2 separate regions of the Homo sapiens genome follow, and region 2 is linked to region 1. The links are chromatin loops, found by intact Hi-C in ENCODE. Cell type or tissue: PC-3. All regions are shown on one strand. Each heading gives the region's core, and the rest is flanking DNA. Links, peaks and the distances in the headings are about the cores only.

Region 1 (17,550 bases), core at 8,772-11,271:
CTCCTGCCTCAGCCTCCTGAGTAGCTGGGATTAGAGGCACTCACCACCATGCCTGGCTAATTTTTTTGTATTTTTGGTAGAGACGGGGTTTCACTATGTTGGCCAGGCTGGTCTAAAACTCCTGACCTCAGGTGATCCACCCACCTCAGCCTCCCAAAGTGCTGGGATTACAGGCATGAACCACCGCTCCTGGCCTCCAAATAAACTTCAGGATCAGTTTTGTCTATTTCTGCAAAATAACTTGCTGGGATTTTCATTGGGATTGCATTAAATCTATAGATAAAGTTTAGTTAGGAAGAACTAGCATCTTAACAATATCAAGTCTTTCTATCCATGGACATGGAATATCTCTCCATTTATTTACTATTCTTTGATTTCTTTCATCAAAACTTTGTAGTTTTTCTCATATAGATATTATTCATATTATGTTAAATTTATACCTAAGAATTTCATTTTTGGTGCTAATATAAATGGTGAGTTTTTAATCTCAAATTCCAATTATTCTTTGATGAAATGTAGGACAATACTTTTTTGAATTTTGTATATTAACTTTGTATCTTGCTGTAATCATTTATTAGTTCCAGGAATATTGTGGTTGTGATTATTCTTGGAAGTCTTCTATATAAACAATCATATCATCTGTGAACAAAGAGAGTTTTATTTCTTCCTTTCCCAATCAGTTTATCTTCATTCTGTTTTTAAAGTCTTATTGCATGCATTACTTAGGACTTCCAGTGCAATGGTAAATAGCAGTTGTAAAAAAAAGACATCCTTGTCTTTTTCTAATCATAGAAGAAAAGCATCTAGTTTCTCACCATTAAGTATGATATTAGCTGTAGTCTTTTTGAATATGTTCCTTATCAAGTTGGGGAAGTTCATCTCTCTCTATTCCTCCTCATTTGTGAGTTTTGTTTTGTTTTGTTTTTGTTGTTTTACAGAGTCTCACTCTGTCACCTAGGCTGGAGTGCAGTGGTGCAATCTCAGCTCACTGCAACCTCCACCTACCAGGTTCAAGCAGTTCTCCTCTCTCAGCCTCCCAAGTAGCTGGGACTACAGTCACATGCCACCACACCTGGCTTATTTTTGTATTTTTAGTAGAGATGGGGTTTTATCATATTGGTCAGGCTGGTCTTGAACTCCTGACTTCAGGTGATCCACCCGCCTCAGCCTCCCAAAGTGCTAGGATTACAGGTGTAAGCCACCACACCAGGCCTGCTGAGCATTTTTAATTGTGTTGTAATATATGTACTTTTTTCTACATTGTTGGATTCTATTTGCTAATATTTTTTGAGGATTTTGCATCTATGTTCATGTAAGATATTGATCTGTAGTTTTTCTTTCTTGTGATGTCTTTTGTTGTTTTGGTTATGATGATAATGTTGTCCACATAGAATGAGTAGGAAGTATTCCTTCTCCCTCTATTTTAGGGAAGAGATTATAGAAATCTTTTCTTCCTCAAATATTTGGCAGAACTCATCTATTAAACCACCTGGACCTGGTACTTTCAGTTTTGAAAAGTCATTAGTTACTAATTCCATTTTTTAAGCAGATATAGGCCTATTTAGACTTTTCTCCTTGTGAGAGTTTTTTTGTTTGGTTGGTTTTTCGTGTTTTTGTTGTTTGTTTGTTTGTTTGTTTGTTTGTTTTGAGATGGAGTCTCACTCTGTTGCCAAGGCTGGAGTGCAATGGCACAATCTTGATCTCAGCTCACTGCAACCTCCACCTCCCAGGTTCAAGAGATTCTTGTGCCTCAGCCTCCCGAGTAGCTGGGATTACAGGTGCACACCACCACGCCTGGCTAATTTTTGTATTTTTAGTAAAGATGGAGTTTCACCATGTTGGCCAGGCTGGTCTTGAACTCCTGACCTCAGTGGATCCGCCCACCTCACCCTCCCTAATTGCTGGGATTACAGAAGTGAACCACCGTGCCTGGCTGCGTGAGTTTTGATAGATTATATCTTTCATGTACTTGGTCCATTCTATCTAAGTTAAATAGAGTTGTTCATAATATTCCTTTATTATCCTTTTAGTGTCCATGGGCTCTGTAGTGATGATCCCTCTTTCATTTCTGATATTATTCATTCCTATTATTCATTGCTGATGTGTTTTTTGTGGTTACCCTGGTTAGAGTCTTATCAATTTTATTGATCTTGAAAAAAATCAGCTTTGATTTTGTCGATTTTCTCTATTTTTTCCTGTTTGCAATTTCACTAATTTCTGCTCTAATTATTATTTCTTTTATTATTTTTACTTTAAATTTAATTTGCTCTTCTTTTACTAATTCCCCATGGTAAAAGTTTAGATTATTGATTTTAGATCTTTCTTTTTTCTGATAATGCATTTAATACCATAAATTTCCCCCAAGAACTACTTTTGCTTCATCCTGTGAATTTTGATAAGTTGTGTTTTTATTTTCATTTAGTCCAAAATATTTTAATATTTCTCTTCAGGCTTGTTTGGCCCATGTATTATTTATAATTTGTTTAATCACCAAATATTTTGGGATTTTCTCCAATCTTTCTGGTGAGAATCTGGTATGTCTCCTAGAAGTAAAACTCATGAGAATGTGGGGCCCACTAAGCCAGGTTCTAGGAGTTTAGCTCTCAAGCTGGTCTACAGTCAATCTTAGTCAGCTACCCTTTAAGTGTTCTTAGAAGGTTCTGGCGGGGAAAGGAAGGTGATTTCAGCTATAAATTTCAATACCCATCTGTCACTGTAATTTTCAAAGTGGCAGTTTGTCCTGTGGCTTCAATTCCCTGATGGATCTAAGAAGAATTGTTGATTTTCAGGTTGTTTGGTGTTTTCATTGGTTTGTTTGCTGTGGAGATGGGAATAACAACTTTCAAGCTCTTTAGATGTTGCACTGGTAACCAAAAGTCAGGAAATTGAATTTTTAAATTAAAAATTCCCAAGAAAGAAATCTCCAGACACACATGGTTTCACTGAAGATTGTTTTCCAAACATTTAAATAATATTTAAAACCAATTCTATATGATCTCTTTCCAAATATAGAAAAGGAAGGAACACATCTCCACTGATTCATAAAGCTGCTATTACCCTAATACCAAAGCCAGACAGACAATTAAAAAAAGGGAAAACTAAAGATTAACATCCCGCTTTAATATAGATACAAAAATTCTTAACAAACTCTTAGCAAATAGAATTTATCAATATAGAAAAAAAATCTAAATCATGAGCAAGTTGGACTTACTCCAAGGATGCTAGGTTGGTTCAATATTCAAAAGTTATTTAATGTAATCCACCATATTAACAGGCTGAAGAAAAAAAATCACATAATCGTATCAACTGGTACAGAAAAAGCATTTGACAAAAATCAACACCTTTTCATGATTAAAAAAAAAACTTACAGAAAACTAAGAATAGAAGGAACTTTCTCTATTGGAGAAAGACCATGTACCAAAAAAAACCCCTTACAGCTAAAATTATACTTAATGCTTAGTTGAATAATAATAATAACACTGAATAGTTCCCCTCTAAGTTTGGGAATAAGGTGAAAATATCCACTCTTACTTTTATTCAACATAGTAGGGAAGTCCTAGCCATTACAATAAGGTAATAAAAGGAAATAAAATGTATACAAATCAAAAAGGAGCTAAAAATGTTCCTATTTGCATATATGATTGTCTATACAGAAAATCCCAAGAAATATACAAAAAAAATAGAACTAATAAGTGCATTTATCAAGGACATAGAAAGATGAACAACATACAAAAATCAATTTTATTTCTTTATACTATTAATACATGTGGATGCTGAAACTTAAAATACAGTGCTATTTATGATCACTAAAAAAAAGACAAAGAAATAGGCATAAATGTCATAAAATGCTTACAGGACTTGTATGCTAAAAACTACAAAATACTCATGATAGAATTCAGAGAAGCTCTAATTAAATCAAGGGACATACTAAGTTCATGGATTGGAAGACTCAATGTAGTAAAGATGCCTATGCTCTCCAAATTATTTATTGGCTAAATGTAATTTCTATCAAAATCTCAGCAAGGTTTTTGAAAAAATAAATATATACATAGATATAAATATTCTAAAATTTATAAGGAAAGGCGAAGGAACTAGAAGAGTTGAAACAATTTTAAGGATGAATGAATTGGAGGAATTGGTCTACTCAACTTTAAAACATACAGTAACAAAACTCTACGGTATTGATGGAGAGATACACACATAGTTTGATGGAATCAAATAGAGAAATCCAGAAATAGACCAACACAAATATGCCCAACTGATTTTGGATAAAGATGCAAAAGAATTCAATAGAGGGCTGGGCTCAGTGGCCCATGGCTATAATCTCAGCAACTTGGGAGGCTGAGGCTGGAGGACTGCTTGAGCCCAGGAGTTTGAGGCTGCAGTGAGCTATGACAGAGTGAGAACCTGTCTCTAAAAAAAAATTCAATGGAGGGAGGATAGCCTTTTTGATAAATGGTGCTGGATAAAGTAGGCACCCATTAAAAAAACATGGAATCTTGAGTTAGACCTCTCATTTATACAAGAAAATAAGTTGGAATGAATGATAGTTATAAATGTAGAACTAAAACTTTTAGAAAAAATATCATAGGAAAACATCTTGGGGATGCAAAACTTTTTTTTTTTTTTTTGAGGCAAAGTCTCACTCTGTCACCCAGGCTGGAGTGTGGTGGTATGATCATGGCTTGCTGCAGCCTCAATCAAGCAATCCTCCTGCCTCAACCTTCTGAACAGTCAGGACTGCAGGCTCTATCTACCATGCCTGGCTCAGGATATAGAGTCTGGCAAAGAGTTCTTCAACTTAACATCAAAGACACGAACCATAAAGGAAAAATTGATAAATTAAACTTAATAAAAAGATAAAACCTAAATGTGGCACATATACACCATGGAATACTATGCAGCCATAAAAAAGAAAGAGTTAATATCCTTTGCAGGGACATGGATGATGCTGGAAACCATCATCCTCAGCAAACTAATACATGAACAGGAAACCAAACACCACATGTTCTCACTCATAAGTGGGAGTTGAACAATTAGAACACCTGGACACAGGGAGGGCAAGATCACACACTGGGGCCCGTTGGGGGTCGGGGACAAGGGGAGGGAGAGCACTAGGACAAATACCTAGTGCACATGGGGCTTAAAACCTAGATGACGGGTTGATAGGTGCAGCAAATCACCATGACACATGTATACCTATGTAACAAACCTGCACGTTCAGCACATGTATCCCAGAACTTAAAGAAAAAAAAAAAAGATAAAACCTTTTGCCTTACAAAAGGCCCTGTTAAGAGTTGAAAAGCTGCTACAGGCCAGGAGAAAATATTGCTAACCACATAAGTGACAAGGGACTAGTATTTATTATATACAAAGAACTTCTGAAGCTCAACAGTTAAAAAAAAAAAAAAGAAAGAGAAATAAAAAAGAAAAAAAGCCCTAATTAGAAAATGGGCAAAAGACATGAACAGACATTTCACCAAAGAAGATATACAGGTGGCAAATAAGCATATAAAAAGATGTTCAACATCATTAGCCATCAGGGAAATGCAAATTGAAACCAAAATGAGGTATCATTGCACACCTATCAGAATGGCTAAAATAAAAGAGACAATGCCAAATGTTGCTAGGGATGCAGGGAAACTGGATTACTTATACATAGATGGTGAAAGTATAAACTGGTATAGTCACTCTGGAAAACAGTTTGTCAGTTTCTTAAGAAAATAAGTGTGCAACTACCGTACAACCCAGCAACTGTGTTTCTGGGTATTTATCCTGGAGAAATCAAGACTTATGTTTACACAATAATTTGTACATGAATGTTCATACCTTCATTATTCATAACAGCCTCAACTGGAAACTACCCAGGTGTTCTTCAGTGAGTGAATGGTTAGACAAATTGTGGTACAGTCATACTATGCAATACTACTCAGAAATAAAAAGGAGTGAACTGCTGATACATGTAAAAACTAGGATGAATATCCAGGATGAATATTATGCTGACTGAAAAAAACCCAAAAGGTTACCTACTGTATGAGTCTATCTATGTAACAGCCTTGAAATGATAAAATTATGGGAATGGAGAACATATAATGAATTAGCAATTGCCAGGGTTTAAGGACTGAGTGTGGCGGGGGTGGGGGCTGGAGGGAAGTATATGTGGCTGTAAAAGTAAAACATGGAGGACTCCTGTGCAGATGGAAATGTTCTGTATCTTGACTTTATCAATATCAATTTCCTGGTTGTGATATTGTACTATAGTTTTGCAAGATGCTACCACTGGGGGAAACTGGGTAAAGCGTTCATTGTATCTTTCTATATTATTTCTTACAGCTGCAGAAGAACCTATGATTAGCTCAAAATAAAAAGTTTAATTTTTAAAAAAAGCAAAAGAAATGCAAAATTATGTAGTTGTGCTAAATAGTGTTAGACACAAGGCCATGGTGACTGCCACAAGAATTATCCCTAACATGTCTGGATGGAAGTGGAGATGTGAGCCCAAGGCATGTATCAGTTACATGGTGAATGCTCCAAACAGGTGTGGAAAGCCTTCTAAAGTGGAATTCCAAGTAAGTAGGATGGGCACTGGTGTGACGTCTTATCCCAGTTCTGTCTCAAGTCAGAGAAGCAACCATGAGTATAGCTGTTGGTACCTCTGAGCAGCAAGTAACAGAATATAACACTATCTCATATGATGCAAGTACTATTATCTAACCTATCAGGAAGCAGAGAGGTGGGCAGTTTCACAGTGGATCCTTCGTTCTAAGTTGGCTTTTTTGGGATTCTCTGGTCTGATAGTTGCAGCAGCTTGAAGCAGCACTGCCTGACGCCATGCACACAAAGCTGGAGAAAAGGAGACAGCAAAAATGGAACATTTTCCCCCTTGCCCCTCTCTAATCAGGGTAAAAAATGAATCCATAATTTCCTAGAAGACTTATCCTTGTGTTTCATTGGCCAGAACTGGTCACATGCTCACCTCTACCCTTACCCCTCAACTCACTGGTGGAGGGACTCATAATTCACTCCTCGTTCCTGAGCACATTGTCGTCAGACACTATTCTCTTAGCAAGAAACGATAGAGAAGAGGTGTTAGCTGGACATGAAACAGGCCTGCTATAGTGGAAAGTTGGCCACTGCCCTGTGGAATGTTCTGAGCCTTCCATGTGAAGAGTCTGTCCTGTCTTCCCTCTGCTCTGTTGGAGAGGCTCTCCATGGGTGTGTGTGTGTGTGTGTGTGTGTGTGTGTGCGCGCGCGCGCGCGCATGCACTCACGCACGCATTTCTGGGTCTTGTGGGCAACTTTTACCATGGCCCCTGTTCCATCCAACCAGAGGAGAAGGTTACATCTAAAGAGAATGGGAGCTCTGCCTATAAGCGGTCTCTGGTGACCTGTGAAAGTGGTTTACTGTTCACTTGACGCAGAAAACCCCCACAAAATCATGCACATCAAGAGTTTTAAATCTTTGTGTTCACTTTAAGAACACTCCTAGACCATGACAGGTGTGTGTATCTGGAAAGCCACCAAGTGTCTGAAAGGTGTATCTTAACCGAAGCAATGTGTGTCATTCTGTCTTATGATGGTGGAGTTGAGAGGTGTGCCCAGGCCAACAGTAGGGCTGGATGCAGGGTCAGTGGCTCCAAAAGAGTGTGGAATTTTTGCCACAGTTGCTTAAAAATGCAGAGAGTAATGCTGAACTTAAGGGTTTAGATATAAATTCTCTGGTCAATGAACATCTCTAGGTGAACAAAGTACCCAAGATATTAGATACCAAGGATCCAAAAGAGTATGGAATTTTTGCCACACCTGCTTAAAAATGCAGAGAGTAATGCTGAACTTAAGGGTTTAGATGTAAATTCTCTGGTCAACGAACATGTCTAGGTGAACAAAGTACCCAAGATATTGGCACCACCATATTTACAGAACTCACGGTGGGATTAACCCATACATGAACTCCCATGAGGTGATCCTTGCTGAAGAAAAAAAGAAAATTTGTTCCCAAGCCAGAAAAGGAGGTTGCACAGAAGAAAATGTATCCCAGAAGAATCTGAAGAAACAAACATTTACGGCGTGGGAAGAAGTTCAGCATAAAATAGATGCAAATAAAAGACTTAAAAGGGAAGAAAAAGAATGGCACATCCTTGACCAGAATCGGACTCAGATATTTGCCCCTCCACCTACATCTCTAAGCCAGAGAAACAGAAGTTCTCAGGCCGTATCAGAACTTTTCTGTAGCAATAACAGTCCTGCTGAGGTGGCCCGAGGAGCTGAAACAGACGAGCTTTGACGAGTTTAGCAGAAATAAGGAAGAGATGAGCTGATTGTTGGCAAGTGCACCTCTTCTCTCTGTCTGAAGCGAGATCTTTGAGACATTCTTCATCCATTCCCCGGGGACCTAGGAAATGAGCAGAGTCCCCCTCTATGTGTGTGCTTTCATAGAAGTGCCCGTTACACTTCTCCCGCAATTTACGGGACCACATCTGGTTGGCTATCTTGGTCAGCTTTAGGATATTGGCTCGAAAAAGGGTCATAAATTTTATTTTCAATTTTGTTTCTGTGGCTTTTATACTTTAATATGCCCTTGCAGACGTGCCGAGTGTGATGTTCCGGTTAAGGAGAGAAATGGCTGCTAGAGAGGAGTGCTCCACCTGGGAAAGGGTTTTTGGTCTCAGAAAGAATCCCTCTCTCCTTTGCGGGGGTCAGGCCAAGTTGGGGCTCAAGTTAGTGAGTGCGTGGTGTGGCCTTGCCGGTATGTCTTTTGTCTGGCCAGCTGTCTTTAGGAGGCTAACCCTCCTTCCTTTTAGTTGGCACTGACCCCACCTCTGGTGACAGAGTTTGAGACGTGACTCAGATCCAGCCAGTCAGATAATTTGACCCTCCTTGGGATGGGGAGAGACCATCGAAGCTGGGCCAGTCATTGCCTTCATTGGAGCTGCTGGGCAACAGGCTGCCCACCCCCTGGGTCCAGCTATGCCTGAAGCGCTGTGCTTTCCTGGAAGTCCCCATGACTCAAAGCAATAAGTCCCCCACCTGCCCCTAAACTTATAAGCTATTGTGAGTTGGAATTCCATCACTTGGAAATGAGTCATGAGTGACAAATGAGTCTTGAATACAAATCTGGGGTGTATGTTCGGAGTTCCCCGGGACAGCAGCACTGGCCCCCGACTCCCAGTTCTTCCTCCACAGAGGGGTGTTTGAACAGTGTTGGAAGAGGCTTAGCCATTCCATTCAGCCCACACCTGCCACGACAATCCCAGGACAGTCCTTCTGGCCCAGCCTCCGTTTTCTCTCCTATAAAATGAGTTGCTCAACCTTGAGACCTGTGAGAATTAAGTGGGAAACCAGAAATAACTCAAAACAGCAACGTCTGACAATCCCTTTTCTCTGATTCCGAAGGTCAAAGAGCTCTGAAAGGAAGGTTTTTCCTAGCTTTTTTTGATGGCCAAAACCTGACCCCATCTAAATGAACTGCCATGCAGCTGTCTGTGAAAGTCAGTTCCCTTCCCCACTTTGTGTTTCCTTATATTCTTTGATTTCCTTCCCCCAGAGCACTTCCAGCCGCGCCATTCAGCAAACGGAACTGAGCCTCCTGCTCTGTGCAGGGAAGTGAGTCCATCCCTATCTCCTGCCTTCAAGGAGGTTAAAACCATGATCAAGAAGTGGGGAGGGGGGCAGGGGGTCAGCTGCTGGCTCCCCACGCACAGCCCCTTTGTGGGCTCTTTGTCTTTCTCTCTCTCTCTGTCTCTCTCTATCACTGCGTGTGTGTGTCTCTCTCTCCCCCCTGGCACAGTCACACAGACCCTCTACACAAGGGGACACACATGCACACACATATGTACCCCACACACATATACATATATACACGTTCCTGGGAGATATGATCAAAGTTATTTATGGGTTCAAAGGAGTGAGTCCTGGCAGGGGTGGGCACTGCGGTGAGTGTGGCAGATGTTGGACCACCGCCCCTCCACTCCAGCATCCTTGGGGATATCCTCTGGGGGGCTGGAAAGTTCAAGCCCACGTTTCTCAGAACCACTTGCCTCTGGGCTGTCAGTAAGGGCCTGACAGCCAGATGCATGTCACCTGGACAGGGAGGTGAGGCTGAGGTCTTGCTCCGATTGCTTTCATTCTGCTCTGACCACAGAGATGGTGGCGAAGGCACTTGGTTTTCTGCAGCGGTGGAGGCAACAGTGTCATGCCTGTGGGAGGCAGGCAGAGGGCGTCTGTGTGGCTGGTGTGGATCACGACTGAGGGACCAGCGTCCTGGGCATGAGAGGCAGTTGAGCCTCCTCCGCAGAGAGGCTGTGCATGGGGAGCCCGCCGCTGATCCTCCGCCCCCTCCCCACTTCTGGGTCATGTCAGAGATGCAGCTCCAGTTCTGCAGTGTGAGGACCAGTTCCAAAGCCACACTGAGGGCCTGTGCCTCCAGCCCAGGTGACTTTGTGCACACCCAAGCCTTCAGTTACCCTGTTTCTACATACACCTCTGAGGGTGGTTTCTGGGACTGCAGTGAGCTCTGAGCATCACGGGGCCACGTGAGAATAGTGCAGGAGAAGTCACCGGACTTGAGGGGGAGACACATCCCAGGGGACTTGGGACTCTGAAGGGTGCTGTGTGAGGAAGAACTGGACTGGGTCTAGAGGTGCCTCAGTGATGCTGACGGGGAGAGGGCGGACCAATGGATAGTGTAGACGTCCATGGAGGACAGCCTGGAGAGGTGACTGTGAAACAATGTTCTGCACACAGCTCCAAGACATGTGGACCCCGCTTCTGCCCCTGGGACTCGGGGAGGCAACATATCCATTTAAGAAGGCTGCCCAGCACGGAGACCCTGGGGAGACATCAGGCTGGTTTAGACCAACAGGTAGAAGAAGACAGGAGAAAAGATTAAGGATGGAAGGGAGATTATTTATCACCAAACAGGACATGTTCAGGGCAAGAGAAAGGGCTCATGGAAGGACCTGAAGAGGGGCAGGGAGTGAGGAGAGTGGGTCCGGGCCCCCCGAAGATGCAGCTAGAGGTAGGAGCCAGAGAATGGAGGCAAGTGATGTCCCTGGCAAATGGCGTCCTCTGTCCCTGGGGTGATCCTTACCTGTCCCTCCTCATTGCTGGATTAAAAATTAGCTCTGGGCCAGGCATGGTGGCTCACACCTGTAATCCCAGCACTTTGGGAGGAAGAGGCAGGTGGATCATCTGAGGTCAGGAGTTCGAGACCAGCCTGGCTAATATGGTGAAACCCAGTCACTACTGAAAATGCAAAAACTAGCCAAGCACGGTGGCGGGCACCTGTAATGCTGGCTACTCAAAAGGCTGAGGCAGGAGAATCTCTTGAACTCAGGAGGCAGAGCGTTTTGCAGTGAGTCAAGATCTGCCACTGCACTCCAGCCTGGGCGACAGAGCTAGACTCCCTCTCAAAAAAAAAAAAAAAAAAAAAAAGTTAGCTTTGGGGCTAGGGATAAGCCTAACCACCCATATTTCCAACCCCAAAAGCCTCCAAATAAAATGAAATCAAGGTTGTGTTACTTGCTGGGCTAATATGATTAACCACAGATTATTAAACTGGTCCATCATTTTCCATTTGTCCTTAATTTTTTTCCCAATGAACTTATATCGGCAGATTTAATTATTTTTTTAAAAAACTGTCTTTAGCAGGACAAAATGCGGAGGAAAGAAATGATATTGGAGTTCCTTTCCCATCCCTCTTTCCTCTTGCCCCTTTTCTTTTCCTCCATCTGATGCTGCTCTGGTGGAGGTTGGGGATGGGGTGGGCCAGGGATGCAGAGAGCCGGGACACAGCTGGAGTGTGGGGTTCCCTGCCTCCAGAAGGGATGGCAAGGGCCATGGGGTGGGGGCAGAGAGGGAGAAGGACCAGGCTGTGAGAGGAGGCTGCTGGGAAGGGCTGGGGCCCATTGTCCTAACCAACCTTTGTCATCCACCCTGATGGATGGACGTCATCCATCCGTGACCAATGCTAGGTCACCCTCAGCTGCCATGGTGGGCTCAGCTGTGATCCCACCACCTGGAGCTTAACGCCTGTCTTCCTTGCTGGGAAGACTCAGAACCACACAGACCTGCTCCTCACCCTTCACAGCCAGCACTGACCTCAAGGAGCAGCAAGGCAAGCCCTCAGCATCCCTGGTTTTCTGAGGTGGACTCTCCCTGACTATTCACCCTTTTCTGTTGCCTTCTAGACATACCACCCATTTAATTTTTAGCATTCTGATAGGTCTCTCAGTGTTTTGCTTACATTTTGATATTGAGCATCTTTTCACGTATTTACAAGCAGTTGGAATTCTTTGGTGAATTGCCTGTTTCTATCCTTCATCCATTTTCTAATAAGTTGTTTCTTGTTTTGCCAATATGCAGAGCCTCTTTATATATTATGCATGCTAATCCTAAGTCTACTATGTATGGTGAATATTTTATCTCAGCCTGTCCTTTAGCTTTTTAAAAATAAACTATTTTTTAGAGCGGTTTTAGGTTTACAGCAAAATTGAGCAGAAGGTGCAGAGATTTCTCATACACCCTCTCCCACTACAGGCACAGCCTCCCCTATTACCAACATCCACCAGCAGAGTGGTCCGTTTGTAACAATTGATGAACCTGCACTGAGGCAGCATTATCAGCCCGAGTCCATCATTTACCCTGGAGTTCACCTTGGTGTTGTACATTCTCTTTTTTTGAGACAGTGTCACTCGCTCTGTCCCTTAGGCTGGAGTGCAATGACACGATCTCAGCTCATTGCAACCTCCACCTCCTGGGTTCAAGTGGTTCTCCTGCCTCAGCCTCCCGAGTAGTGGGATTACAGGCGTGCGCCACAATGCCCCGCTAATTTTTGAATTTTTAGTAGAGATGGGGTTTTCCCATGTTGACCAGGCTGGTCTCAAACTCCTGACCTCAAGTGATCCAGCCACCTCAGCCTCCCAAAGTGTTGGGATTACAGGCATGAGCCACTATGCCTGGCCAGTATTGTACATTCTATGGGTTTGGACAAACACATAATGTCGACATGTATCCATCATTATAGTATCATACAGAATAGTCTCACTGTCCTCAAAATCCTCTGTGCTCTACCTGTTCATCCCTTCCTCCCCCAACCCCAGGCTACCACTGATTTTTGTTTTGTTTTGTTTTGGTTTTTTTGAGATGGAGTCTCGCTCTGTCCCCCAGGCTGGAGTACAGTGGTGCGATCTCGGCTCACTGCCAGCTCCGCCTCCAGGTTCACGCCATTCTCCTGCCTCAGCCTCCTGAGTAGCTGTAACTACAGGCGCCTGCCACCGCGCCCAGCTAATTTTTTATATTTTTAGTAGACATGGGGTTTCACTGTGTTAGCCAGGATAGTCTCAATCTCCTGACCTTGTGATCTGCCCGATTTGGCCTCCCAAAGTGCTGGCATTACAGGCGTGAGCCACTGCGCCTGGCCCCACTGATCTTTTTATCTTTTTCCTTTTTGTTAGTGGCAGCTTGGGGGGTGGGATGGGGTGCAGGAAACATATTTTACATTTTTATGTAATAAAATCTCCTCGTCTTTTCCTTTTATCTTGGTTAGTAAGGCCTTCCCATCCCAAGATTGTAAAAACATTCTTCTATATTTTCCTCTGACTCATTCATGGTTTGGATTTTTACATGTAGATCTTTAGTCTACCTGGAATTTGCTTTTGGGTGTGGTGTGTGAGGTATATATCTAAGTTATTTTTTCCTCCAAAACATCCGAACACTACTGATTAATCCTATTTTTTACTGTTATTATTCAACATTGAAAACTATTAACATACTTCGCTAGCATATTAAGGGGAAATATATTCATCTTGATACATTTCTTAAGTTTAAAAACCTAACACCCAGGCTGATCAAAATACTCAAAAACCTAATAATGTATGGAAACTTTCTCAACCTAAAGAAACAATCCACAGTGTCAATATTGGCTCACCCTTTGTAAAAAACAAACAAACAAACAAACAAAAAAAAAAAAAAAAACCTTCATTAATGCAGGATGTTAAAAATTGGGGAAATTAGCGAGGGGTGAGAACTCTCTCTTTTTGCTTAATTTTTTCTGTAGAACTAAAATGTCCCAGAGATAAAAAAAATTTTTAAAAATCAAGCCAGAGGGGCTGGGTGCAGTGGCTCATACCTGTAATCCCAACACTTTGGGAGGCCGAGGCGGGCAGATCACTTGAGGCTAGGAATTCGAGACCAACCTGGCCAACATGGAGAAACCCCATCTCTACAAAAAATACAAAAATTAGCCAGCCATGGTGGCAGGCACCTGTAGTCCCAGCTACTCGGGAAGCTGAGGCAGGAGAATTGCTTGAGCTACTCAGGAGGCAGAGGCAGGAGAATTGCTTGAACCAGGAGGTAGAGGTTGCAGTGAGCCCAGAGAGCACCACTGTGCTCCAGCCTGGGTGACAGAGTGAGACTCTGCCTGAAAGAAACAAACAAACAAACAAGCCACAGGAAACATGATATTTACTGGTGGAACTTTGTAAGCATTACCACTGAAATCAGGAGATATTTAAATGACATAAACATCTTATCTCTGCTCATTCTTGCTGTAGCAACTGCGGTCTCTGTCTCTTGCTTCTTGCTCGGTGGAATGAGGACATTATTGCCTCTACTCATCCCAGTTCTGCTTCCCAGTTTCTGTCAACACATTTCTATGTTGTTAAGATGGATAACATTTATCAATGTATGAATATTGATATGGAATTTATTTGTAGGTTGATTCTCAAAGGTAAAAGCCAAGAGACAAGCAATATAACGTTGACATGATTTCACTGCAAATTCTATTCACTGCTGAGTCAAGCCACGCTCTGGAATGACATACCCTTCTGTGTGGTTCAACTGACAGTGTCCTTGAGTCATGAAAGGAAAATATTTCCAATTGATTGTTTCACACTGTCAATTGCTCAAAATCAAGATACATTTTGGTTTGCTGCAAATCTGGATTATATCTTGTACGTTCAGCTTGTTTTTCTTTTGGATAGAAGAAACTTTCACCTTACCCAACAAATGCCTCCTAGCTTCCTGCTTCCTAAAATTCTAATTGCTCAGGGTCTGTTTCATTCTTATTCTTGAATCCTATCCAAATCCTGGACTAATTTGGACCAGGTGCATCATACACGACTCTGCATCCCTTTGCTTTTCATTTCTCCCTCTTACGTTGCTTGCCTTTGTCGTGACTTCAGGTTCCTGCAGTGTCTCAAGCACGCTGTTCTCTAAGGAGCCCATTTCTCACAGGTCCTTCCTTCCAGAGCCTTCTGACCTCCCACTCCAGTGGAATGGTTAATATCCAGGCTTGCTATTCAAATGCAGTCCTGGGTCTTCTGGTGGCTCTTTGGGGTTCAAAACTATTGTTTTCTAGAGTCTTTCTTGTCCCTTTTCTTGGTTCATTTCCTTACTTTGCTGGAGTATGCTCTTTAGTTACTTCCTCCCAAAAAAATGCATGAGCAGTTAACTTTTTAAATTCCCTCATATCCAAAAACTTCTGTGGTGAGTCCTCACACTGGAAGGTCACTTGGGCTGGACCATTATGTTGAAGCCATTTTCCTTCAGTCTCTGAAAGCTCTGCTCCATGGTATTCAAGAATCTAGTGATGTTCTCAGCCTCCGGCTTATCTCATTCTCATTCCTTTGAGGACCATCCGTCTTTTTCCCCTCTGGACACTTTTTAGGATTTTCTTCTTTTTTTTCAGATTTATCCTGGCTATTCTGAAAATTCATCCTGTGAGTTTAGATGTGGATCTCTGTCATTCAGGATGCTTTCAGCTGCAAGTAATCAAACAGCCAATTCATGGCAACTTAAATCATATGGAGGCTTATTGGTTCATATAATAAGAATTCCCAAAGTAAAGCAGTCCCAGGGCCTTGCCATCAAGTCTCATCTTTTCCCTATTGTCTCTGTCTGCCAACTTCAGCATGTCAGCTAGCTGCGGAGGGCTGTGGTGAGTTCAGGAAACACATTCTGGCCATGCAGTGTCCAGAGCAGAAGAGGGAACTATCTTTTCCTTGTGTCTTATTTCGAGAACCAAGAAATCCATCACAGACCCTCTCCTGGGAGACTTTTCTAATATCTAATCAGCCAGAACTGGGCCACATGCCTCTTCCTAGGCTTCTGATTAGAATGATCATGGTGGATGTAGACCAACACAGGTCCAGGCTCTGGGGCTGGGGCTGCACCAGGAACATGAAGACCTAAAGCAATCAGGTTCTGTTCCAAAGGAGGAGGGAGGAATGGCTGTTCGGTAGTAGGCCGTTTCTGCTTTTTAATTTTTTTAAAATTTTTATTTCATTCTTTCAAATATAGAAAGTCAAAATTCTGACACCAATTATCTCAAAACTATGCAAAGCAATTCAAAATGTTTACAAGCATTTTCCTTTAGTTTTGCTTCTTTAAACAATGATGTGATCAACAGATATATCTTTGGTTTCCTTGGGAGTGAGGATATATATATAGAGAAAGACAGACAGGTAGGCAGATAGATAGATGACAGATACATACATAGATAGATACATACATACATAGATAATGGAGAGCCAGAACCAATGCATTAGAAAGTGTATCACTATTCTTCCAATCTACCCTCTGTACTCTTAACAGGAAATGAGTATGGCATTTGCCCAGTGGATAAACTTTACTGTTTTCAAACTATGCAGAACATAAATTTTCAAACTATGCAGAACATAAAAAAAAAACTTTGCAGAGCAGAACTTTGACATCCACAAGTCTTAACTATCCATGATTAGCACACCAAGTCTCATTGCTAGTGTTTTTCTTTTTTTTTTTTTCATTTTGAGACGGCGTCTCACCCTGTCGCCCAGGCTGGAGTGCAATGGCATGATCTCAGTTCACTGCAACCTCCACCTCCCGGGTTCAAGCGATCCTCCTGCCTCAGCCTCCTGAGTAGCTGGGATTACTGGCACCCGCCATCATGCCTGGCTAATTTTTGCGTTTTTGTTGAGAAGGGGGTTCCCCATGTTGGCCAGGCTGGTCTTGAACTCCTGACCTCAGGTGATCCGCCTGCCTCAGCCTCCCAAAGTGCTGGGATTACAGGTGTGAGCCACTGCGCCTGGCTTGCTAGTGTTTTTCTGTTCATATGCTAAAAGCTTGGCCACTGGGTAATTTGGAGAAATGGTGCCGAAGATTGAACCACACACATTGAAATCAACCCCCACAATGCATCCGTGCCATCTGGTGCCCTAGAAGGAGAAACCTCAGTCGTGCGCACAACCTTAAGGGTCAGAGGTGTGCGTTTTCTCTGTGTTGCTTACAGTTAAACTGCTTTAGTGTGAAAATGTTGGCAGACCCTTCAAGAGAAAAAAAAAAAAACACGCCATTAGGCCTTTTAATTTAGTTTTGCTGAACTGGGCTTTAAAGATATGTGTGATAATAACCAGCTATGTAAAATTGAGGGATATAGTAGTCCATTTCAACCTAAATAATTATCTTCTTTAACTTTAGGAAATTTTCTTGTATCATTTTTTGAAAAGTATCATACAGCAGGTCCTCGAATAACGTTTTGTTCAATGTTGTTTCCTTATAATATTGATGGGCAAA
Region 2 (7,728 bases), core at 3,543-6,042, 290 kb after region 1:
TAACTTTGGGTAAGTTCTTTTTTTAGTAGACCTTGCTTCTTCGGAATATTTCTTTTCTTATAGTGCCTAACACAATAATTATGCCCAAATTAGACAAATTAACATTTGAGTGTTCACAGATTTATTACTGTATTTAAACCATTGATCTTCAATTCTGAATTGGAGCTGGGGGAGGGGAGGGAGAACTGTCGTGATATGTTGAGGCTGTTCTGATGGGTTCTAAGAATCTGGCCTGTGGAGATGCAAGAGTGGAGAACTGTCGTCCACAATGTTTGAACGCCGTTTGGGCACTGAGACTAAGCAGCTCCAAGTGTAAACTCCTGTTGTGCCGATTCCGCTTAACTAGCCCAAACGACTTAGGACAGTGTGAGGCACCTTGTAAATGTTCTTATAAATGTTAGCTGCCTATATCAGCCATTGTTATTGTCCTTGTCCTTGTTGTCATCAGATTCTAAGCTTCATGGCACTGGGGACTTGAGACTCGTTCAGCGTTTTCTCTCTAGTATCTTAAACAGCGGCAAGTCATGCGTGACCCGACATAGGTGCTAGGTAATACTTCCTGAATAAATCAAAGCCTGGAGTCAGATACTATGAAATACAGCTAATGCTTTAAGGGGCAACTGTTTAGTTATATTAATACCTCTTGTGTTTTTTTCCTCCATTTTATAGGGTATAAAATTCCCGTCATTGAAAATCTAGGTGCTACGTTAGACCAGTTTGATGCTATTGATTTTTCTGACAATGAGATCAGGAAACTGGATGGTTTTCCTTTGTTGAGAAGACTGAAAACATTGTTAGTGAACAACAACAGAATATGGTACGTGTCTGTAGGGGAAAGTAATTTTTTCCCCTAGAGTAAATGTTGCAGTGTTTCCTGAAGAAGTTGTAGCACGTGCTACTGGTTAAACCTACATGTTTCTTTTTCTTTTTCTTTTTCTTTTTTATTTATATTTTGAAAAAATATTTTTTCCATAATGGAAGCCACATTCAATACATGTTTTTTCTTAAAATGAGAAATGAACTTCACTTTTCCTATAGAGATCCAGAGATTAACCTGGCATTAGTCTAGTCTTACTTGTATCTGTTCAGAAATCATGTATTTTTATTTTCATGGTTAAGTTTCTAAATAAAAACATGTTGCTTTGTATACATTTTGGCTTCTAAAACAATTATCAAAGGGGTCATAGTAAAAGGATATATAAAGGTAACAATTATACTTTTGACTGAGCGTCTCTGCTTTTTTTTTTTTTTAACTGCAACTAATTTCTAGACTGTTACTTATTGAAATTGAGATCTTTTTTGACCCTGCCTTCATCAGCTCTGTGTAAACTTTATTGGAAAAAAAGCACTTGGTGTATAGATAATGTCTTTAAAGGTACTGGGTGGTGAGTGGGATTTCCTTCAGATAGAAATATTTCTCATAGGTTAACCATTCCCCTATAGTATAGTTGTTGTGTCTTGTACCTGAGCTGGGAATCCAGAATTATTTGTATTTCTGTGCTGCCTGCACAAAAAATCATGAAGTGAGTTAAGTAGTTTGTGCCACCCAGGAGTTGCACCTTTTCTCAGGTTCCACTAGATGGTATGACAGTGGAATTAGCCCCAGGCAGTGTCTAAAATCCCACTTCTGTTGCTGACCCTGTGGCCTCAGAAAAGGGTTCTTTTTGCTTTGTTTCCTCTTTATCAGGGTGTTGGAAGAAGGATCTCTAAGTGTCTCTCTGTGATCCTCTGAGCAAGGAGGTAGATAAAATTGTTAGCTTATTTAATTTTCACTTTTACTAAGACTCTATTTTTATTTTAGCCGTATAGGTGAGGGACTTGATCAGGCTCTGCCCTGTCTGACAGAACTCATTCTCACCAATAATAGTCTCGTGGAACTGGTAAGTTGCACAGAAGGAAAATGTATTTGGTGGGTGGGGTTAAAGGTACTATGTGCTTCCTACAGAAAATTTACAAAATCTAGAAAATGATCTCAGTATCCTCTTTCTTGTCTTTTTCTTAATTCAGGATCTGGGCCTTTTGGGTTCTGCAGCCGTATGTTGCAAATATTTTCCTACTTTTACTTGACTTTTGACTTAGGATGTCTTGTTAGAGAAGTTCCTAATTTAGGTGCAGTCCAATGAATCAATCTTCTTCTTTATTGTAGCCCTTTTGATGTTTAAATTTCCCCTATTCCAGGGTTATAAACTCCTATGTTGTTTTCTACAATTGCAGTGTTCAATATAGTACCAGTAACTACAGGTGGCTACTTATAATTGAGATGTGCTAGAACTATAAAATACACACTGGATTTCAAAGACTTAAGTGCAAAAAAAAAAAAAAGTAAACTATCTCAGTAATTTTTTTATATCGATGTTGAAATGATAACGTTTTGGATAATAAGTTAAATGGCATATTATTAAAATTAGTTTCACCTATTTTAACATGGCTACTAGAAAATTTTAGATTACATATCTGATATGCATTAAATCTTGCTGAACAGTTCCAGTCTAGAAACCTTGTTTTACTCTTCACGTTAGATGAACAATCCACTTGGAACTGTTTTCATGCTTTTTAAATTTCTGTTCTGTGTATCCAATTTTTAACATAATTGAGATACTGTGTATTGTTTTGTAACCTAAATTCTTCACTTAAACACTGGATGCTTAAATTTATATTGTAGGCCAGGTGCCATAGCTCATGCCTGTAATCCAAGCACTTTGGGAAGCCAAGGTGGGAGGATCACTTGAGCCCAGGAGTTCTAGACCAGCCTGGGCAACATAGTGAGACCTTGTCTCTCTCTATAAGTAATTTTTTTAGAAAAGCCGGGTGCAGTGGCTCATGCCTGTAATCCCAGCACTTTGGGAGGCCGAGGCGGGTGGATCACGAGGTCAGGAGTTCAAGACCAGCCTGGGCAATATGGTGAAACCCCGTCTCTACTAAAAATACAAAAATTAGCCGGGCGTGGTGGTGGGTTCCTGTAATCCCAGCTTCTTGGGAGGCTGAGACAGGAGGATTGCTTGAACCCAGGAGGCAGAGGTTGCAATGAGCTGAGATCATGCCACTGCACTCCAGCCTGGGCAAAGAAAGAGACTCCGTCTCAAAAAAAAAAAAAAAAAAAATGCCAAAAGTGGTAGCGTGCATCTGTGGTCCCAGGTATTCCAGTGGCTAAAGTGGGAGGATCACTTGAGCCCTAGCCATCAGTCGAGGCTGCAGTGAGACATGATCATGTCTCTGTACTCCAGTCTGGGCAATAGTGCAAGACCTCATCTCAAAAAAAAAAAAAAATCGTATAACTTAATTTTGTGACTTAACCTTCCTCCCGTATTTTCCTGATTGTTGAGAATGAACTGTGTTCCTTTCCTTGTGGACAAGGTCCATAGCATCCTTCAGATTCTCAAGGAGATGCTTGACTACAAACATAAGACAGCACTGGTCCATGGCCATGTCCTTTCTGAAGTGTGTGAAGTATTCAACCCGAAATACATATTTATAGGCAATGTGTCTCATGATAGGTGCTGTTAGAGAAATTAGAGTTGTATTTAAAGCTCTTTGCAAAGATGAAGACTACTGGGCTTATCAGTTATTGAGAGAGGTATGTTAGAATCTCACAGCATGGTAGTGGATTTGACTATCCCTGAAGTTCTGTCGATTTTAGTTTTGTATATTTTGAAGTTGCCTTATTTGATACATACAAATTTTAAATTATTCATATCTTTCTGGTGAACGGAAACTTTTTATTATGTTGTGACCCTCGATCTCTATTAATGCTGTTTACCTTGAGGTTTCTTTTACCTCGAAACAATCTTTGTTTTGGTTAGTTATATGCATGATAAATCGTTTTCCATCCAAAATTTACTTTCAGCTTGTCTGTACCTCTTGTAGTTTAGATTTCTCTCTTAAAAACTGTATGGTTGAATTTTTTTTTTTTTTTTTTGAGATGGAGTGGCTGGAGTGCAGTGGCGAGATCTCGGCTCACTGCAACCTCTGCCTCCTGGGTTCAAGTGATTCTCCTGCTGCCTCAGCCTCCCGAGTAGCTGGGATTACAGGTGGGCGCCATCACATCTGGCTAATTTTTGTATTTTTTTTTTTTTTAGTAGAGACGAAGTTTCACCATGTTGGTCAGGCTGGTCTCGAACTCCTGACCTTGTGATCCACCCGCCTTGGCCTCCCAAAGTGCTGGGATTATAGGCGTGAGTCACCGCGCCCAGCTCTGGTTGGAATTTTTTACAATCCAGTCTGAAAGCTCTTTTAAGTGAATTATTTATATTTAGTCTGTTTACATTTAATGTAATTACTGGTGTGTTCCAGTTTGTCTTCTCTCTGTTCTGGGGCTTCCTGTCTGTCCCACCCGTTCTTCAATCCGTTTTCTCTCCTTTATTGTAGATGCTCTCCTTCTGTCATTCCATTTTTTCTTCTGATGGTTTAGAAATTACTCTCTTTCAATCTTGAGTTAGCATCGTAGGAATTAAAACACACATATTTATAAAAGTTTAAAATTAAATGTTAAGATCACTGTACCATGACCTTCAACATTTAATTTTAAACTTTGACACCTTTACCCTGCTAAACAATACAGTACAGTGACCTTCAACATTTCAGCAGCCTTCGGGTTGTTACATATTTATTCTTTTTTGAAGCCCATCACTACATCGCCATTACGTTTTACACTGTGTATGTAACAAATGTTACCACTTTGTTCTTTATTCCTTTTTGGATCATCTTCAGTGGGGGTAAAACAGTATCAAGCTCTAGAGCTCCCTCTGGTGGTTTTTGTGACATATTTGAAGATGGCAGCTTGCTTTTTGAGAATTTCTGGCTCTGCTCTCCCTGTTTTTATCTGTACTTTTTTTTCTCATTGTGCCTCTTGCACACACACACCCCTTCCCCACCATCTACCCAATTTGCGCCTGTTCCAGCAGTTTCTCTTCAGGGCAGGGCCGTGTTGGGACATGATTTCTATTAAGAGTGAGGGCCCAAATTGCTCTTGCCCCTGCAGCCCTTATCACAGACCCCTGTAGTCATTATTGGAACATGCTGGTCTTGGGCCTGCTTTTCTCAGTCACTGGAGTTCTCCAGTTTGTAAGACGGCTCCTCGCCTCCCCTCTGCTTCTTCCTGTACAAAGGCCGTCACCCTGCAAGCCTTGTTGCTCTCAACATGGGTTGTCTCTACTTGTTCCTATTTTAGAGTTACTGCAGAATGCCTTGCCATCTAGCTTGGTTGTAGCTGGTAACCATAGGTTTTTGTTTTTTTGCTATCCTTATTGCACTATGTTTTATGGAACAATTGGAGAAGATTAAAAATTCACCCTGCCCACTGGGCGTGGTGGCTCACGCCTGTAATCCCAGCTCTTTGGGAGGCCGAGGCAGGCAGATCACGAGGTCAGGAGATCGAGACCATCGTGGCTAATACAGTGAAACCCCGTCTCTACTAAAAATGCAAAAAAAATTAGCCGGGCATGGTGGTGGGCGCCTGTAGTCCCAGCTACTTGGGAGGCTGAGGCAGGAGAATGGCATGAATTCGGGAGGCGGAGCTTGCAGTGAGCCAAGATCACGCCACTGTACTCCAGCCTGGGCAACAGAGCGAGACTCCGTCTCAAAAAAAAAAAAAAAAAAAATCACCCTGCCTTCTTTCCATTAATTCGATCATTTTTAAGCTATACTATTCCTTGTCCCTGCAAATTTTATTTAAAGAGATTTTCAGGGGCAGCTAGGATAAATGTACCTTCTTTCAAAAGACAGTATACCTTTGTTGTTCTTAGACGCTGAAGCTGGCGCTAGCAGGAAAGCCCACTTACACCAAGATTCTGGCTTGCAGTTCCCAGTGTGAATAGGTTGCTCCAGAGTCCCATCAGCTTTGCCATTGTTTTCTTTTCCAAATCATGGCTCAGCAGCCACTTTGAGATTCCTGTAGGAAAGCAATTTCTTATCTCCTGCTATTGAGACAGAAGCTGTTAATGCCAAGATTTTAAGAAGCTCCCATGTATTCATCGGTAGAAATTATTTAAACATTTGTGATGTGCTAGTATTGGGCTTGTTGCTAGAGAGTAAAAATTCAGTAAATAATGAAAAGACAACTTGCTTCAAAAGCACTCTCCATTTCAGAATCTCAAAATAGCGTGTGGTATTCGCGTTCTTACCTGTGGCTATTGCTTGACAGGGTGATCTGGACCCTCTGGCATCTCTCAAATCGCTGACTTACCTAAGGTATGGGAATTACATATTGTGACAAAATGAAGCCCTTTAAAATAACATTACTTTTACCAGCCTTGACCTTAATGTAATCAGATAATTAAAAAATGTGGCACATATGCACCATGGAATACTATGCAGCCATAAAAAAGGATGAGTTCATGTCCTCTGTAGGGACATGGATGAAGCTGGAAACCATCATTCTCAGCAAACTATCGCAAGGACAAAAAACCAAACACCCCATGTTCTCACTCGTAGGTGAGAATTGAACAATGAGAACACTTGGACACAGGAAGGGGAACATCACACACCGGGGCCTGTTGTGGGGTGGGGAAAGGGGGGAGGGAAAGCATTAGGAGATATACCTAATGTAAATGACAAGTTAATGGGTGCAGCCCACCAACATGGCACATGTATACATATGTAACAAACCTGCAAGTTGTGCACATGTACCCTAGAACTTAAAAGTATAATTTAAAAAAAAAGTGCCTTTTACAAAGAAAGATTGAATATATTTCCTTAATGTTAAATTGTTACAATGTTGCAATGTGAAGAATGTGAATGTTCCCTTGATTTATAGGTTCCTTAGACTATTCAAACAGACCTCTTGAGTGCTGTGCCATGAACAAGTTTGCCATTGTGTCATTCCTTTTCTTGTAGTATCCTAAGAAATCCGGTAACCAATAAGAAGCATTACAGATTGTATGTGATTTATAAAGTTCCGCAAGTCAGAGTACTGGATTTCCAGAAAGTGAAACTAAAAGTAAGTAGTAATCTGTTGCTTGTGAGCCATTATAGAGTTGTGTGTTTTTCTTTATATTTTTGTTACTGATTATTAAAATTGTCTAAATGAGTAAATTTTACCATTAGTTTGTAATAAAAGTGGGAGGGAAAATGTTACATCACATTTTTTTCTAATAGCAGAGTTTATGATAGAACTTTTAAGTTGGAGCTCTCTTATGTAATGCTGGCTATTCCGAAGTTCGCAAAGTGCTGAGGCCACGGTGAGCAGTCTTAACAGTGGATTGTCTGCCTAGATACGTTCCCAGCGGAGAACTTAATGTAACCTACTTTCGTGCAGCTCCGTGTGTTAGGATGATTTTTCCCTTTATTAGGAATTCATTATTTTATTATTCATTTAATTGCCTTCTTAGTTCCCTGGGATCCCCTCCTTGGAGCTAGGAGAATGAACTTTCTTCAGGGAGCTCTACCAAAGAAAGAAGACCACTGTGTCTTCTCTTAATTTGAAATTGCTTTTTGGTATTTTCACCAGCCCGGAGTACTGTAGGAGAGTTCGCTTCCATGTCTTCTGAGGAATGCATCTAAATGCATGTGGTATTCCTATTTCCATTAACTCTGTGTGTGGTGTCGCTGTAGGAGCGTCAGGAAGCAGAGAAAATGTTCAAGGGCAAACGGGGTGCACAGCTTGCAAAGGATATTGCCAGGAGAAGCAAAACGTAAGACACGGATATCCAACTTAACTCTACTTCACCTTCAGAAACATGATCTGATCTGTCTGGCAGTTCGTCTCCTACAAAATTAACCAAAAACTCTGAC

What was found. Hi-C counts contacts between places; a loop is a spot of excess contacts. Peaks named below come from ENCODE experiments on the same cell type or tissue, not always from the same donor. Only the 100,000 strongest peaks of a DNase experiment are listed, where the experiment ranks them.
Region 2: it touches region 1 in a loop (3-fold over the local background); 19 of 110 quality-filtered maps call a loop at or near these places.

What each region holds. Positions count from the first base shown.
Region 1 is chr15:101,571,415-101,588,964 of GRCh38, reverse strand. No RefSeq gene overlaps it. Among named protein-coding and RNA genes, the nearest start is that of LINC02348, 34 kb to the left of the region's middle. RefSeq lists an enhancer at 8,476-9,675. In PC-3, for the core only: CTCF peaks have their summits at 9,997 and 10,199; a DNase peak (open chromatin) is centred at 8,944; H3K4me3 peaks cover 642 bases; H3K27ac peaks cover 1,060 bases.
Region 2 is chr15:101,286,114-101,293,841 of GRCh38, reverse strand. It overlaps SNRPA1 (small nuclear ribonucleoprotein polypeptide A'), which reads left to right. Exons shown (of 9, transcript NM_003090.4): 2 at 670-817; 3 at 1,802-1,880; 4 at 6,140-6,186; 5 at 6,832-6,934; 6 at 7,549-7,628. Among named protein-coding and RNA genes, the nearest start is that of SNRPA1, 5.3 kb to the left of the region's middle. RefSeq lists an enhancer at 558-637. In PC-3, for the core only: CTCF peaks have their summits at 4,751 (motif pointing left) and 4,766 (motif pointing left); no DNase peak of the experiment used is centred there.